Regions from separate parts of the Homo sapiens genome. Here all the other regions are linked to region 3. A link is an interaction called in ENCODE POLR2A ChIA-PET data of the cell type or tissue named here. Cell type or tissue: HepG2. All regions are shown on one strand.

What was found. Peaks named below come from ENCODE experiments on the same cell type or tissue, not always from the same donor. Only the 100,000 strongest peaks of a DNase experiment are listed, where the experiment ranks them.
Region 1: POLR2A ChIA-PET joins it to region 3 with 55 read pairs; 2 of 35 experiments call an interaction of 5 or more read pairs at or near these places.
Region 2: POLR2A ChIA-PET joins it to region 3 with 34 read pairs; 4 of 35 experiments call an interaction of 5 or more read pairs at or near these places.

The regions. Positions count from the first base shown.
Region 1 is chr4:3,782,731-3,787,730 of GRCh38, forward strand. LOC124900651 (a long non-coding RNA gene) reads left to right here. Exons shown (of 2, transcript XR_007057997.1): 2 at 1-433. Among named protein-coding and RNA genes, the nearest start is that of ADRA2C, 19 kb to the left of the region's middle. In HepG2, CTCF peaks have their summits at 1,210, 2,061 and 3,650; DNase peaks (open chromatin) are centred at 388, 2,121 and 3,721.
Region 2 is chr4:3,762,865-3,767,864 of GRCh38, forward strand. It overlaps ADRA2C (adrenoceptor alpha 2C), which reads left to right and starts at 3,521. Exons shown (of 1, transcript NM_000683.4): 1 at 3,521-5,000. The coding sequence starts at 3,743. In HepG2, CTCF peaks have their summits at 2,863 (motif pointing right), 3,166 (motif pointing right) and 3,549; a DNase peak (open chromatin) is centred at 2,817; H3K4me3 peaks cover 1,457 bases.
Region 3 is chr4:3,835,087-3,840,086 of GRCh38, forward strand. No RefSeq gene overlaps it. Among named protein-coding and RNA genes, the nearest start is that of ADRA2C, 71 kb to the left of the region's middle. RefSeq lists an enhancer at 1,681-2,349. In HepG2, a CTCF peak has its summit at 313 (motif pointing left); DNase peaks (open chromatin) are centred at 265 and 2,005.

The DNA of each region.
Region 1 (5,000 bases), 52 kb before region 3:
CTCTGAGCAATGGGCACAATTTCAGACCCAGCGTCCTGGCGGTGCCATAAAACTGCAGCAGCGAAGCTCACTGGAGTCATTTTCTCCTGTGCTGCTGACACGGAGAGGAAAAATCCCCAAATAAAGCTCTTCCCACAGCCACAGCCACGAAAACATTGTCCCCTGCAACTGTGCTCGCTACTCAAACATGATTTCTCCTCCTCAGGGGGAAAAACCTCCCAGCAATTCTCATTGCAAGATGGTAAACCTGTCGCCCTAATGAACAGCTTTCATTTAGAACCCAGCGAGAAGGGGCGCACCGGGAGACGGCAGCTTTGTTGACTGCGATGTTTCCAAATCACTTGCTCAACCTGCAGCGTTCCCATGGAGCTTGGAGCGCCCAGCATAGGGCTTTATTGTTGTTTTGAGGCAAGAAAGAAGTTTTCAGAAGCCATACTTTGTGCTGATTCATGTTTCACCCTTGTGCCTACAAAGTCTCCCTCAAATGGGTATCCTGGTCCTCTTGCATGCCTCTGATGATGGGATGCTCACTACTTCCCAGTGCAGCCCCCCTTCATTGCAGGGGCTCATCACCAAGACTGCAGGGGAGGAGACTCAGAGCTCCCGTCTGTCCTGCTGTCTCCACCTATGAGTGTTTACTGAGCACCTGCTACATGCCAGGCCCTGTGCCAGGGCTGGGAGGGAGGAAGGGGCTTGCGGAGGGGCTGCCCTTTCAGGGGATGGAGCTCAGGGCTGGCTTGGCTGTGACAAGACCATGATGCAGGTTTGACACTCCTAAAGGAGAAAGGAATTGGGTGGGAGGAGCCTCAGTCACAGGTGGCAGCTGAGACAAAGGCCACCCATGCAGGGAGCTGGGACCAAGCTGGGACCCCCTGGGAAAAGCAGCCCTGGGGTGAGCCCCTCAGCCTCCAGCTTCCTCCGCACAGGTCCCCACGGCAGCCACAGTGAGGGTCCTCTGTCCTCCGTGGGGAGGGCCACGTACCCGGCATGATGGCAGCAGCTGGTGGTGCATGTCTAATATATGGCAGCTCAAGGGGATCAGCCTCTCAGCGGCCCCAGAGCAGCGCTCGGCGAGGGTGGGGACTGAAGCACCCCCATTTTATAGGAGAGGAGCAAGGCTTGGGGGTCGAGGGGACCTGTCCAGGTAGGATGTGAACACTGCTGCTTCACTAGCCTGTAAGACGCCCACGCACAGTCTGCAGCGCCTCCCAGCCCTGGGCGGTGAGAATCGGAACAACCCGAGCAAGCACAGCCCCGGGGCGGGGGTGAAGAGGGACCCCACCCAGCTGGCCCAAGGCAATGCCTCCTTACACCCGCCTAGAATAGGATCCTAAGCCTAGAATACACTGCGGGTGCAGCCTGCCCGCTGCATGAAGGATGGGCCCTGGCTTCCTAAGGCACGGACCTGGAGCACTTGATCCCGTGATGGATCAGGGGCTCCCGGACAGCTGCCCTGGGCTGACGGTTCCCGGGGTGGACAGCATCAGCCGGGGCTGGGCACACAAGGGGGAATTCAGTCCAGGAGGTTGGAGCGATGCGTGAGTGAAGAATGAATGAGTGAGGGAATGAATGATAGTTCAGGCGGTGGCCAGCAGTGCACCAGCTTCCCTCAGAGCTCCCTGCGCCCGGCCTGCCCATGCCCTCGCCTTCCTTTTCTCGTCTCTGCCTCTCCCACCCTTGTCACAGGCTGTCCCCTTCTCAGAGGCACTCGGAGTGCCCCTGAGTCTCCTCTCATTCCAGGAGGCTGAGCTGGACTCCCCGGAGCCTTGGGGTGGGGAGGGGCTTGGTGGGGGAGCTGGGGGCGGGGCCAGCCTTCCTTCTGGCTTGGATGCGCCCTTCCCAGTGACTCCATCACCTCATCAGCAAAGCCAGGGAGGCAGTGACACAGGTGCTGCTCCATGCGTGTGGGGGCTTGTCTCATCAGCTGGCACAGGCATGTGAGGACACGCAATAGGACAGGCCGGTCGGGTGAGGTGGGGTGAGTCTGGGACAGGCGATGGGGGCCCCTCGGGGCCTGAATGTTGGCCGACGGGCCCCTGGGACAGGTGCAGGGGGCAGTGCATCCTCTCCCCGCTCCCCAGTGCAGCCACAGAAACAGCAATAAAAGCCTTTTTGTTGCCTTTCCAGCCCAGACAAAATCAATAAATTCTGGAAACATGAGAACAGCTGACCTTTGAGATTTCTAGCAAACCTTCAAAGAGGAAATGTGGTTCGGGCTCCGGCTCAGAGCTCAGCACCAAGTCCAAGGCGCTGGGAACCTCCGCATAGGCCCAACTTGGGTCCTGCACTGTCACAGGGGTGAGACCCCAATCCTGCACGTGCTTCTCAGGCAGGCCTCACTCATGTGGATTCCAGAAAGTTCCGTGGATGGAACCTGCTCTTTCTGTGGTGAACGCCAGTATTGCTTTAGCTGTGTCTCAGCTGTTCCTTCTCCTCTAGAGAGTTCTCCAGCAGCTGCGAATTTGGAGCATGATCGGCTGGGGCGAGGACAGCACCACTTTGCAGATGGGGAAACTGAGGCCCTGAGTAGGCGGGATTTGGGGTTGATGCCAAGCTGCTTGGGCCTGATTCTCGGTTCACTGGGATTCACCCACCTGGGCCTTGGTGCAATTTCCAGAGGTTTGGTGGGGGAGCCGGGGGCGGGGCCAGCCCTGCTTCTGTCTTGGATATGAGCACCCCGGCAACTCTGTGGTCTCATCAGCAAAGCCAGGGAGGCAGCGACACTTGCGGGTCCCACTCGATGAGTGTGGGGTCCTGTCTCATCAGCCTGAGCAGGCATGTGAGGACCACTCCCCCAGCAGTAACCCAGGTCGCTGCAAGTGGCTATGGCATTCACTTTTGCCCAGGTGCCCAATTCAGTTATTTATTTATTTAGAGACAGGGTCTGTTTTTTTTGCCCAGGCTGGGGTGCAGTGGTACTATCAGGATTCACTGCAGCCTCAACCTTCCAGGCTCAAGCGACCCTCCTCCTACCTCAGCCTCCTGAGTAGCTGGGACCGTAGGCATGTGCAACCATGCGGGCTAATTTTTATATTTTTTTGGTAGAGATAGGGTTGCACCATGTTGCCCAGGCTGGTCTCCAGCCTCTGGGCTCCTGGAATCCTCCTGCTTCGGCCTCCCAAAGTACTGGGATGACAGTGCTGGGATTACAGGCATGAGCCATGCACCTGGCCATAATGTGGTTATGGATTGAGCTCCCACAAAGCGATGGTCATGCTCAGGGCTGAGGAGGGGCAGCCAGGGCCAGCCATGATCCCTGTGCTCTATGAATAGGACTCTATGGAGGGTGGGATGGAAGGGAAAGGGAAAAGACAGAGATGGAGACTGCCCCCCAACCCCAGGCTAATGACCGGACTCCTGCAGGAGGGGGTGGACTTGGGAGAAAGGCGAGGAGGCTTCTTGAGCTTTGAGTGTGAAGCTCGGAGAGAAGTCCAGCCCAGAGAGAATTTTGGGAGCCCTGAGCACAGATGGGGCCTCCTGCAGGTTGGTGTCATCTGCAGTGCCGAGAAATGCAATGCTGCTGTTCAGGCAGCCGCTCCCTTCCCCGGGAGAAGCAGAGGCCACGCAGACCCAGGCTGGCAGCCCAGGGCCACAAAGAGGGCTGGCGACGTGCTGGGCACAGAGCTGAGTGGCCACCTGCTGGTGCTGCCTGGACAGCCTTCTGCATTTTCACTGTGCCAGGCCTGGCTGCAGCCAAGGCTGCCAGCCAATCAGTGCTGGGGGCAAAGGTTCAGCTCTTCCATCTCACAACCACTCCCTGGCCTGTTTCCATCGCTGCAGTGCTGTGTGCCAGGTCCCTCCTGGAAAGTGGGTTTCTGAACATCCAAGCAGAGAGAGAAAGAGGAGGGTAGGCGGGGCTCCACAAGTAGGGCCCAAGCCTTTTTTGCACCATCCCTGCAGAGTGGGAGAGAGCTGCCTGCCCTCAGGAGAGAGCCCCAGGGAGGGAAGGAGCCTCCTGCAGCCTTGACCAAGCAAGCTGAGATGCCTGGAGGCCCAGCTGGCCTCCTCCCACCTGGAGCACATACGCACTGGAAGCAGCCTCCCCACAAACTCGCGGGAAATTGGGGGCTGGACCCAGAGGCAGGGGACCAGGCCAGCTTCACCCCAGGCCACTTTCTGCCTGGCTACACGCAAACCGATTGATGCTCAAGAGCAGCAAAAACCTCGTGTCTTTACCAACCAGCTTTTGCATGTTTTAATTAATGATGAACTTTATGTCTTAAGAAGGTTTAGGTTTACAGAAAAAGGAAAAAAAATGAGAAAATCATAGAGAGGGTTCCTATGTGCCCCCGTTTCCCTCATGTCGAGCATCTGGTACTGAGGAGGTACCAGCTGATGAGCCGATACTGATGTGGCGTCATTAACCGAAGCCCACAGTTCACATTAGGGTTGATTTTGGTGTTGGATATTCTCTGGGTCTGGACACATATATAGTAGCATGCATCCACTATTATAATACCGTGCAGAGCAGTGACACTGCCCTAAACATCACTGTCCCCCGTGGGGCTCTGCTGACTCACCCCTCCCTCCCCCTCCCCTCTGGCAACCGCTGATCTTTTTACCATAGTGCTACCGAAGTCTCCACAGTGCTGCCTTTTCCAGAATGTCCCCTAGTTGGAATCCTGCAGTGTGGCCTCTTCAGACTTGCTCTTTTCACTTAGCAACATACGTTTAGGGCTCCTCGTGTGTCTTCATGGCTTGAAAGCGCATGAATAATGTTCGATTATCGGGATGTAGCACAGTTTGTTTATCCACTCACATGCTGAAGGACATCGTGGTTGCTTCCAAGTTTTGACAATCACTAATAAAGCTGCTATAAAGCTGAGTGCAGCTTTCTGTGCAGACACAAGCTTTTAACTCTTCTTCAGTTTTGCCTCATCAAGACTTCCCTTGTGGTCCTGGAGACTTGAAGATGAAAGAGGCCTCGGGGGCAGTCCCTGAAGGCCGCGCCCTGGGGCAGGGCGGACACAGCCCTGGACAATGGGCCTGCTGTCTGGGGA
Region 2 (5,000 bases), 72 kb before region 3:
GGCTCAAGGAGCCAAACTCCCCTCCACCCGAGCTGAGGCTGCTCACGAAGCCTAGAGCGCGGCATCCCAGGCAGGCACCCAGCTCTCTCCGGCACAGCAGCCAGGGCCCAATGTCCCATGGCTGTATGGCCCTGCTGGACCAACCCTGTCCTCCTAGGCCCCACGCATCATGGGTGAGATACAGGCAGGTTCGCCTCTGCAGCTCCAGGACGTGCCACTTCTAGGTTCTCAGTTCTAGGAAACACCTGTAGGTTTCCCCTCTGAAATATGCCCACTTCTGCCATGTACTCCCCTGCACACGTACACACAGACAGCCCCCACAACCCCCGCCAGTGCAGCCTGACTCCCCCAGCACCCTCCTTCCTCGCCCCTCCTGGTCGTGCCAGCTCGCGTCGTGCCTCGTCAGGACAGGAAGTCTTGCTGGGTACGTGCTGTTCTGCTTGTTACGGACAATCCGGAGCAGTTCCTCAAGCCTAATTTCAAGGTCTGGGGGAAGAGTCCTCTCCAGCTTCCTTGCAAACAGCTGCGGTCCCGGGCCCTCCCACCACAGGCAGGCCTGCGTGCAATGCAACCCCTATGCATGGCCCAGGGCTTCGCTCCTCCTAATGACTCCAGGCCCCAGCTTTTTGCCCTTGGCTCCATCCAGGCCCTGGAGTGGACCCTTCTGACCCCTCCCTGGTCATGCCAGGAGGTGTTGCCAGCAGCATGTCAGCCTGTTGGCTGCCATCCCCAAGGGCCTGGGCCGCTCACTGGCCAGGCACTCCAGATGCCCTCAGCCTGGCCTGTGAGTGGCCCCTGCCTTCAGCCCTCCTGGGCAGTGGGAGGCTCATCTGGCTCAGGGCCCCAGGTGCTCCGTGTCCTTTTCCCTCCAAATTCCCGTGCCTGGGCTGCCATCTCTTGGGAACATAGGAGCCAGGATCCTAGATAGATCCCCATGCCCCTGCGCATCCCCCAAAGCACTTCTCAAAAAGAGAGCCCTTCAGGATGGGGGTGGGAGGCACGCTGATGCCGAGGGAGAGAGACCTTCTCCAAAGCCTGCATCTGGCCCCTGCCACTGCTCTTTCCTAGTCCTCCTGTCTCCCCACGCCCCCAGTACAAAGCCCACTCCCACTGGAAGAAGGACAGCCTACAGAGGCCTCCCCCTTCCTCATAACACCTCCTCACTCTCTAAGCACAGTTTGGTCACCTCCTCCAGGAAGGCTTCCTTGACAACCCCGCTCCCAGGCTGGGGGAGGAGCCCCAGGGCACTGATGGTTGTCAGCGCATTCACCTCAGTGGGTGGCCCCATCCACCCACAGATGGTGAGCACCTCAACTGAGGCCAGGCCCCCCTCACTCTCTGCCATCGCAGAGGGCTCAATAGAGACAAGGGCTCCAGCGGGCCGACCATGAAGGAAGCAGGTGTGTGTGGGCTTCCCTGAAAAATGCACCTCCAGGTGCCCTGGACAGGTGGCACCTTTTAGGCAACCAGAACCAGGAGGGCCTTTAGTAAGGATGGTGACCCTCCACCATCCCCAGGTCACACACCTCCCACAGGACAGCCATGGCCTGTTGCCTCCCCGAAGGGCATATGTGCCCTAGACTAGCACAGGACTGGCACAGAAGGCTTTGGCTCCAACGTGCGCCCCTGCTTGGCAGGCCCATCATCTGAAATATTTGCTTTCTGCCGGGCCCTGGCTCGGCCTCCACACCCCCAATGCAGGCCCTGCTGGTGACAAACATGGTGAAGAACGAAGCCGTAGCTCCTGGCAGTGTCTCTGCGGAGACAGACATGCTCCCCAGTAGGGCTGAGCAGCAGAGAACACGACAGGCTCTGAGGCTAAAGCTGGCGCCCTTCAGGAGCTCAGAGAGAAGCTGCCCCAGGCCACGGGCATGGATAGGCATCCCGGGGGTAGGGCAGTCACTCCAGCCGCTCTTCATGATGACCTCCCGGGCACTCAGAAGCGCCCCTTCCCCGCCGGTTCTAGCCACAGGATGGACAGACCTTCCCTCCCTCTCTCCTGCGGGCCCATGCAGGGAGAGGCCAGCCAGCTGGGGTTCGTTTCTGGACGTTTGGGAGAAGGGTCGTCCCTTCGGTCCTAGCAGAGAAACGTCAGGCCTGAGAACTCCAGCTCTCCTCCTGGATCACCTCGTCCCTGGAAGTCCCTCTCCCACAGACCCCAGGCTGCCTGGAGGCAGAAGCCAGCACCCAACATGGGCCACAGAGTGGCAGTGCACGTGGCAGTGCACATCTGCAGAATGGAGGTGCGCGGACGGGGGCGAGGGTGCACGGGGGCTACCTCAACGGCCGCTCTCCCCTGAGCCCACCCTTGCAAAAAGCTCCATCATCCAGGCAGCTCCGTTCTGGGTGTTTGTCAGAGGTGGTGACTTTGAACACCTCTCCATCCTTTAAAAGCAGGGCCTGAGAGCCTAAGGATTAAACTTCAATCACTGCTAACATGGGTGCAGAGCTTGGGAGCTTGCCCAGGGCTTCCACAGACACCGCCGTTAGTTATGATTCATGCTCCAGCAGCGCTGGGAAGTGGGCCGAGGGAACTGAGGCCGGGGTGGGTGCGGAGGTGGCTCTGACGGGGAGCGCCGATCCAGGATCTGGTCCGGACCCTGAGCTCGGCAGGACCTGTGCGCACGCAGGTAGCGTCGCGTCCTCCCCCAGGCTGCGAGAGGTTGCTCTGCCATCAGGCCATGGACCCCGAGCCGCCCGTGCTGCGCGCGCGCGTGTGCGCGCCCCCGCCTGCGCCCATGCCTGCGCCGGGGGAGGCGAAGGAGGCTCCAGTCTTAGAAAGAGCAGCTTCTGGAACTCACCACCCAGGCCGGCCGCCGCTCGGCCCCGTCCCGCAGGCTGCAGGCGGCCCTGGAGGGGGCGCCCTCGCCGAGCGCGCGCCCCGCGCCGCCGCCCCGGACTCCTCCCCGGCGCCGCGCGGGCAGGTTCGACCAGGCGGCCGCGGGCTCCGGTTCCCGGCCAGCTCCCCAGGGCCCGCGGCCCGCCCCGCCCCGCGCGCCCGCCCCGCTGCGCAACTCGACCCAAGTTGGAAGCCGATCGCAGGCGGCCGCACTCGCGCCCAGCGCAGGGCGGCGGCGGCGGCGGCGGCGCAGCTCCGGCGAGCGAGGCGGCGGCCGCACGGCCAAGCGTGGACCGCGGGGGGCGCCCGCGCCCGGGAGCAGCCGGAGGACTCGCGGCGGCGCCGGCGCCCCGCCCGGGAAAGTAAAGTTGGAGACGGAGGGAGCGCGCGGGCGCGGGGGCCCGGAGGAGCGGCGGCCGGCGCCCCGGCGCGCCGAGCCCTAGCCGGCCGGATGGGAGGCGGAGCGCCCGGGCCGCCGCCGCCTGTCGCCTGCGCCCCGGCTGGGCTCCGGGACCGCGGGGCCGCTCAGGCACGCCCGCTCGGGCGCCGCGTCGCCGTGGGCTCGACGCCGGGGCGCTCCCCGTGAGCCGGGCCGAGGGCGGGGCCGCGCGAGGACCCCGGGACCTGCCCCCCTCCCCCCGCAGCCGCGTCGCCGCTCGCTCCGGGCGCCTCCTGCTCTGCACTTACACGCTCGGCAGCTGCGGGGAGCCCGGCAGCCACGCTCTCCGGCGCGCCGCCCGCGGAGCCACCACGGCCGAGGGCCGGCTGCTGGGCGCCGCGGTCCCCGGCGGGCGCGCCCGAGCAGCAGGCGGCGATGCGGGCGCCGACCCCGGCTGGGGGGCGCCCGAGCTGCCGCGGCTGCGCCCCGGCTCCAGGAGGGACGGCGTAGCTCGCGGGAGGACCATGGCGTCCCCGGCGCTGGCGGCGGCGCTGGCGGTGGCGGCAGCGGCGGGCCCCAATGCGAGCGGCGCGGGCGAGAGGGGCAGCGGCGGGGTTGCCAATGCCTCGGGGGCTTCCTGGGGGCCGCCGCGCGGCCAGTACTCGGCGGGCGCGGTGGCAGGGCTGGCTGCCGTGGTGGGCTTCCTCATCGTCTTCACCGTGGTGGGCAACGTGCTGGTGGTGATCGCCGTGCTGACCAGCCGGGCGCTGCGCGCGCCACAGAACCTCTTCCTGGTGTCGCTGGCCTCGGCCGACATCCTGGTGGCCACGCTGGTCATGCCCTTCTCGTTGGCCAACGAGCTCATGGCCTACTGGTACTTCGGGCAGGTGTGGTGCGGCGTGTACCTGGCGCTCGATGTGCTGTTTTGCACCTCGTCGATCGTGCATCTGTGTGCCATCAGCCTGGACCGCTACTGGTCGGTGACGCAGGCCGTCGAGTACAACCTGAAGCGCACACCACGCCGCGTCAAGGCCACCATCGTGGCCGTGTGGCTCATCTCGGCCGTCATCTCCTTCCCGCCGCTGGTCTCGCTCTACCGCCAGCCCGACGGCGCCGCCTACCCGCAGTGCGGCCTCAACGACGAGACCTGGTACATCCTGTCCTCCTGCATCGGCTCCTTCTTCGCGCCCTGCCTCATCATGGGCCTGGTCTACGCGCGCATCTACCGAGTGGCCAAGCTGCGCACGCGCACGCTCAGCGAGAAGCGCGCCCCCGTGGGCCCCGACGGTGCGTCCCCGACTACCGAAAACGGGCTGGGCGCGGCGGCAGGCGCAGGCGAGAACGGGCACTGCGCGCCCCCGCCCGCCGACGTGGAGCCGGACGAGAGCAGCGCAGCGGCCGAGAGGCGGCGGCGCCGGGGCGCGTTGCGGCGGGGCGGGCGGCGGCGAGCGGGCGCGGAGGGGGGCGCGGGCGGTGCGGACGGGCAGGGGGCGGGGCCGGGGGCGGCTGAGTCGGGGGCGCTGACCGCCTCCAGGTCCCCGGGGCCCGGTGGCCGCCTGTCGCGCGCCAGCTCGCGCTCCGTCGAGTTCTTCCTGTCGCGCCGGCGCCGGGCGCGCAGCAGCGTGTGCCGCCGCAAGGTGGCCCAGGCGCGCGAGAAGCGCTTCACCTTTGTGCTGGCTGTGGTCATGGGCGTGTTCGTGCTCTGCTGGTTCCCCTTCTTCTTCAGCTACAGCCTGTACGGCATCTGCCGCGAGGCCTGCCAGGTGCCCGGCCCGCTCTTCA
Region 3 (5,000 bases):
AGAGAGGGAGAGTAGGGGAGAGAGGAAGGAGGGGAGAAAGGAAGGAGGGGAGAGAGGAAGCGGGGAGAGACAGAGGGAGACAGCTGGCTATAGCTGCACCAGAGACCACCCGACCCTCGGCCCAGCCTTCCCCTTTCCGGTGACAGGTGTCTGTGTGAAGTTCCAGGAGCCGCCTCCCTGTGTCCCTTTGTATCTAAACAAGGACTTACCAGGATGAGGTGGAGGTGACAGGGCGCTGTAGTGCTTCCGAATGGACAGGGTGTGGAGTCAGGGTGTGTAGTCAGCAAAACACAAAAGTCACAGACATTTGCCCCTGAACTAGCGCCAGGGTGCCCCCATGAGGCCCCAGACACAAGCATCTGAGGATGGCACCTGCAGCCCGAGACCTGCCTGGGGAGCAGCAGGCGGCCCTAGAGTGGGAGACTGTCAAAACCAGAGGGACAAAGCAAGAAGTGGGCCTCCTGGGCCTCCTGGGGACCGGACTGGCCAGAGCCTGGCTGGCAGGCTCCACACCTGGAGGGGACCTGGCCCCACCAGGAGCCACCAGGCCAGACACTATCACATCTACCTGTCCACCGACTTTCCTGGTGGGACCGTGCAGGAACAGGGATCTCACAGCCAGGGACACTGAGCAAGACCCCAACTTATCCCAAACCTGCAGCTTCCAACACTCTCAGAAGAGACGTTACACCAAACACAGGCTGAGCTGGAAGACACCTGCTACAGAGACTCATCTCCTGTCACTCTGCTGGCACCGCAGCAGTAGTTATGGGGGTGCCAGCTCCAAATCAGCCTCCAGATCAAACCCAGCTCTGTGGCCTTGGGCCTTGGGCCTTGGGCAGCTCAGCCTCTCTGCGCCTTGTTTTTTCACATGCAAAAGGAGGCGATAATCACTGAGAACAGCAGTGTCTGCCCGCTGCACCTGTTGGGGTTCTGAGTACCCCCGTGTGCATGCTGCCTGTTTAACCCTCACCACTACCCTCCAAGGAAGTCGCTGTTGCTGTTCCCCTTTCCAGACGAGGAAACCACGGTTCGGAATGGCTCCGTACCTCCCTCCTATGCTGCTGTGAGACTTGAAAGAACATTGCAACGTGCAGAGCCCGGCTCCCAGCGGGCCCACAGCTGCTGCTGCTGTTTTCACAATGGCCCGGTATGGCCTCAGGGTGAGAAGAGCCTGGCCGTTTTGGAGGAGGGAGTGCAGGCAGGCAGGGCCACTCACCCTCGTCCAGGCTGCCTAGCATGGAACTGGCCTGGAAATGGGGGCTTGGGACTCCCACCCTGGGTGCCCCCAGCCCTCCAGGTGACCCGACAGCGGTGGGCACTGCCCTGAGGGCATCTCCTGGGCAGCACCGTTTCCCCCAACCTCCCTGAGCCCCTTGCTGCTGAGCGACAGCCGCCTCCCCACGGCTCCAGCACGCTTTGCTTTGATGGTGTTGCCTTAAAAATAACCAGGCTTTGACATCTGGAAGCAGGCAGCTGATGAGTCCCCTCTTCTGGGCGTTCTTATTTTAAGAGCATATTAATGTCTACGCCCCCATCTCAGCTCTAACTTTGCTGAGCTCTAACTTTCTCTCCATTTTCACCAGCCTGTGTCAGTGAGTGGGTTCCAGCCCTCCCACCACCACACGTGCCCCATCCCGGGCCACTGACCCCGCCCACCTCATAACCCCACCCCTGCGGTATAGCTTTGATCCCTGCTGACCACGCCCACCTCTTAACCCCACCTCCCACAGTTTTGCTTTGATCCCCATTGACCCCGCCCCCTCCCAGGCTCCGCCTCCTGAGGTGTTGCTTTGATCCCTGCTGACCACGCCCCCTCCCAGGCTCTGCCTCCTGATGTTGCCTTGATCCCTGCTGACCATGCTCCCTCCCGCAGTGTTGCTTTGATCTCTGCTGACCACGCCTCCCCCCAGGCTCTGCCTCCTGTGGTGTTGCTTTGAACCCTGCTGACCATGCCCCCTACCAAGCTCCATCTCCCCAGGTGTTGCTTTGATCCCTACTGACCATGCCCCCTCCCACAGTGTTGCTTTGATCTCTGCTGGCCACACTCCCCCAGGCCCTGCCACAGTGTTGCTTTGATCCCTGCTGATCCCACCCACCTCGTGGCCCTTCCGGGGTGGTGCCCCTCTGTTCTGCATTCCTGTGACTCGCCCCCATTGTAACCATGGCCCAGCGTTACTTGCATCACCCTTTCTGTGGCACCTCCCATTACGCCTAGTGCCCATCCCAGACCTCAGCACAATGCCTCCTCCACCACTATATCCAGGCTCCACCAGGGAAGGCCCATGTGGTCCTCTTGGTTCTACAGTCTTGAGGGGGCATGGATAAGGATGGAGAGGCAGGCCTTCCCAGCATGGGGACAGGGCTCCAGTCAGTGACAGATCAGTTACCCGGAACTTTTTAGTGACCAAAGGAGGAAGTGTGGTCAAGGACAGTGCCTGTGGGCCCAAACTCCCACCCAGGATGGGGAAAGACGTGAGGTAGTGTCCCCCACATTAAGCCTGGGGTTGGAAGGGGCACGGGGCAGCACGCACCCCCCACATTAAGCCCAGAGTAGGGAGGGGCATGGGGCAGCATCCCCCACATTAAGCCTGCGGTAGGTAGGGGCACGAGGCAACATCCCTGACATTAATGGCTAGAGAGGCCTGGGCTCATGACTGGGCCCTGGAGTCGGGTGCCTGGGGTCAGCTGCTGGCTCAGGACAAGTTACCAAGCCACCAGCCACCCTCCTTATCTATAAAACAGGGGCCACCATGCTGCTTCCCTCTCCAGCATGTGCAGTTCATCGTTGTCACGACACTCACCTCCTTCCTTGGGAGGGGAGTATACATTTTCTTTCCTGTGAAACATATGCGAGGCTATGTGGGCTTCCTGGAGATGAAGTGCCGGATCAGAGGGGCTGGATGTTGTCATAGTCTAGGTTCCCTTGAGAACAGAACCTGGTGTGTCAGCTTCCTACTATGTAACAAGCCACCATGAATGAAGTGGCTCAGAACCACACACACTCACTGCCTCCCTGTTTTACCAGGTTCTCTGCATAGGGGTCTCCCCAGGCTGCAGACAGGTGCTGGCCAGGCTGCATTTTCATCAGAGGCTCAACTGGGGAAGAATCAGCTTCCCAACTTCTCAGGTTGTTGCAGAATCTGCTCCTCACAGCTGTAAGTCTGGAGGTTCCAGCTGCTCGTTGGCTCCTGGAGGCCTCCTGCAGTTGCTGTCACTGGACCTCCCTAGCAAGGCCATGGAGGCTGTCAAGCCAGAGAGGAGGGTCCCTATGGCATGTGATAGACAGATGGCATCTCATGGGATGGCACGTGGCCATGGATACTGCCATCTGCTTTGCCATCCTCTATCAGTGGTGAGCTGCAGGTCTCACCCACACTCATGGGTACGGACAGCAGGAGACAGGGTCATGGGAGCCACCCTAAGTCTGCCTCCTATGCCAAGGCCACATTTCCCTGCCAGAGCTTTAGGTGAGTGCAGTCCCAAGGCAGCAAGAGTGAGGGACAGAGGGAAGAGGGGACAGAAAGCAAGTGAAGGGGCAGGTTGACAAGCTGGTCTGGCTCTCTGCCTGGTCATGCAGGACTTCTTGGCTAGTCCATGAGGGAGGAGGGCAAAGAACCCCTTGTCTTCTGCCTCCTGTTGCACAAAGTTCATCTGAGGGGGATGGGGGTAAGTCCCTGCACCGTGAGGTTGTACCGCCAGCCTCTCACACAGCTGCAGTTTCCATGTCTGCTGTGGCAGAGAGCCTCCCTGGGTCCCACTGGCCAGGCAATAGTGTGGAGTTCACAGTTTCCCCCTCGCAGGTTCAGGGGTCCAGGCATGTCCTGGGTGCACCTGGCAGCCAGCAGTATCCAAGGGTGAGTTCATGGCTGTGCCTGATACAAGTGTCATCAATTTCAGTTCCTCACACCATAGATGTCCCCTCCTCATGACTGCAGGTGGTGCCTTGCCAGGGCCTCTAGGAGGGCAGCCTACATGGCCACCACCACACCAGCCCAGCCACCTCCCTTGTTCTGGGGAGGGTTCCTTGTGCAGCACCTCTCATGTCAGGGCCACAGGGCAGCGTGGAGTCCCTGTTAGCTCAGCACCAAGTGAGGGCCTGCTTGTGGTGAGGCCTAGTTCCTGCCTGTTAACAAGGAGAGGCAGGAAAAAGTGTCCTGGGAGTCCTTGCCCTAAGATGATCCACGCTCTGGGTTGAGTTCAGGTGGTGCCTGGGGAGGTGACTAAACAGAAGAGCCCAGCAGGCAGAGCAAATGGGAGTCTTGGGCCTGGGCAAAGGTCAGGGCTAGAAATGAAGATAGGGCAGTTAGGGGAGCCAGGGGTGGTGGTGAGTCCCCAGGGGAGAATGGGCACTGTGAGAGGAGATGAGAGCCCAGGGAGAGATACCTGTGTGAGAGACAGGAGGAAGAAGAGGCAGAGAGAAGGGTGGAGAGAGACCAATGGACCTGTGGCCAAGGGAAGTGAGACCCTGAAGGTGGTGCTCGCCCCTGGCCAGGGAAGAGGATCTGAGAAGGGACTGATGTTGGCCCATCTCTTGGGGCAAGTGGAGTGGACATTTGCCCTTTCTCTTAGGAAAGTCACATAGTTTTTTATATTTATTGTAGAGTCTCAACCTCCATGTGCCTCTTGGCAGGAGGAAGGGCCTGTCTCCATCAGAGTAGATAAACCAGGTAGCCTCCATCCTGAGACTTCAAATCGGGAGCAAGAAATATGGATAGGGTAGGGTGGCAGGGAGAAGGAGCTATGAATTCTGACAGCATTAGCAGTTACAAAAACACTGAATTCCTTAGAAGGGGCAGTGACATTAATGGTGGTGGCCATAGCAGCAAGATGCAGGCCCAGAGCTGTAGCTGCCACATCCAATGCCCTCCAGAACATCTCTGCAGTGCAAGATTGAGTATTATTCCCAGCTGCTCAGGTCTGAACCCAGCTTCCCCTTCTGGAAAATCTTTGGATGACTCAAGAGTCATCATCATAATTCCTCTTCCGTTTAGAATCCA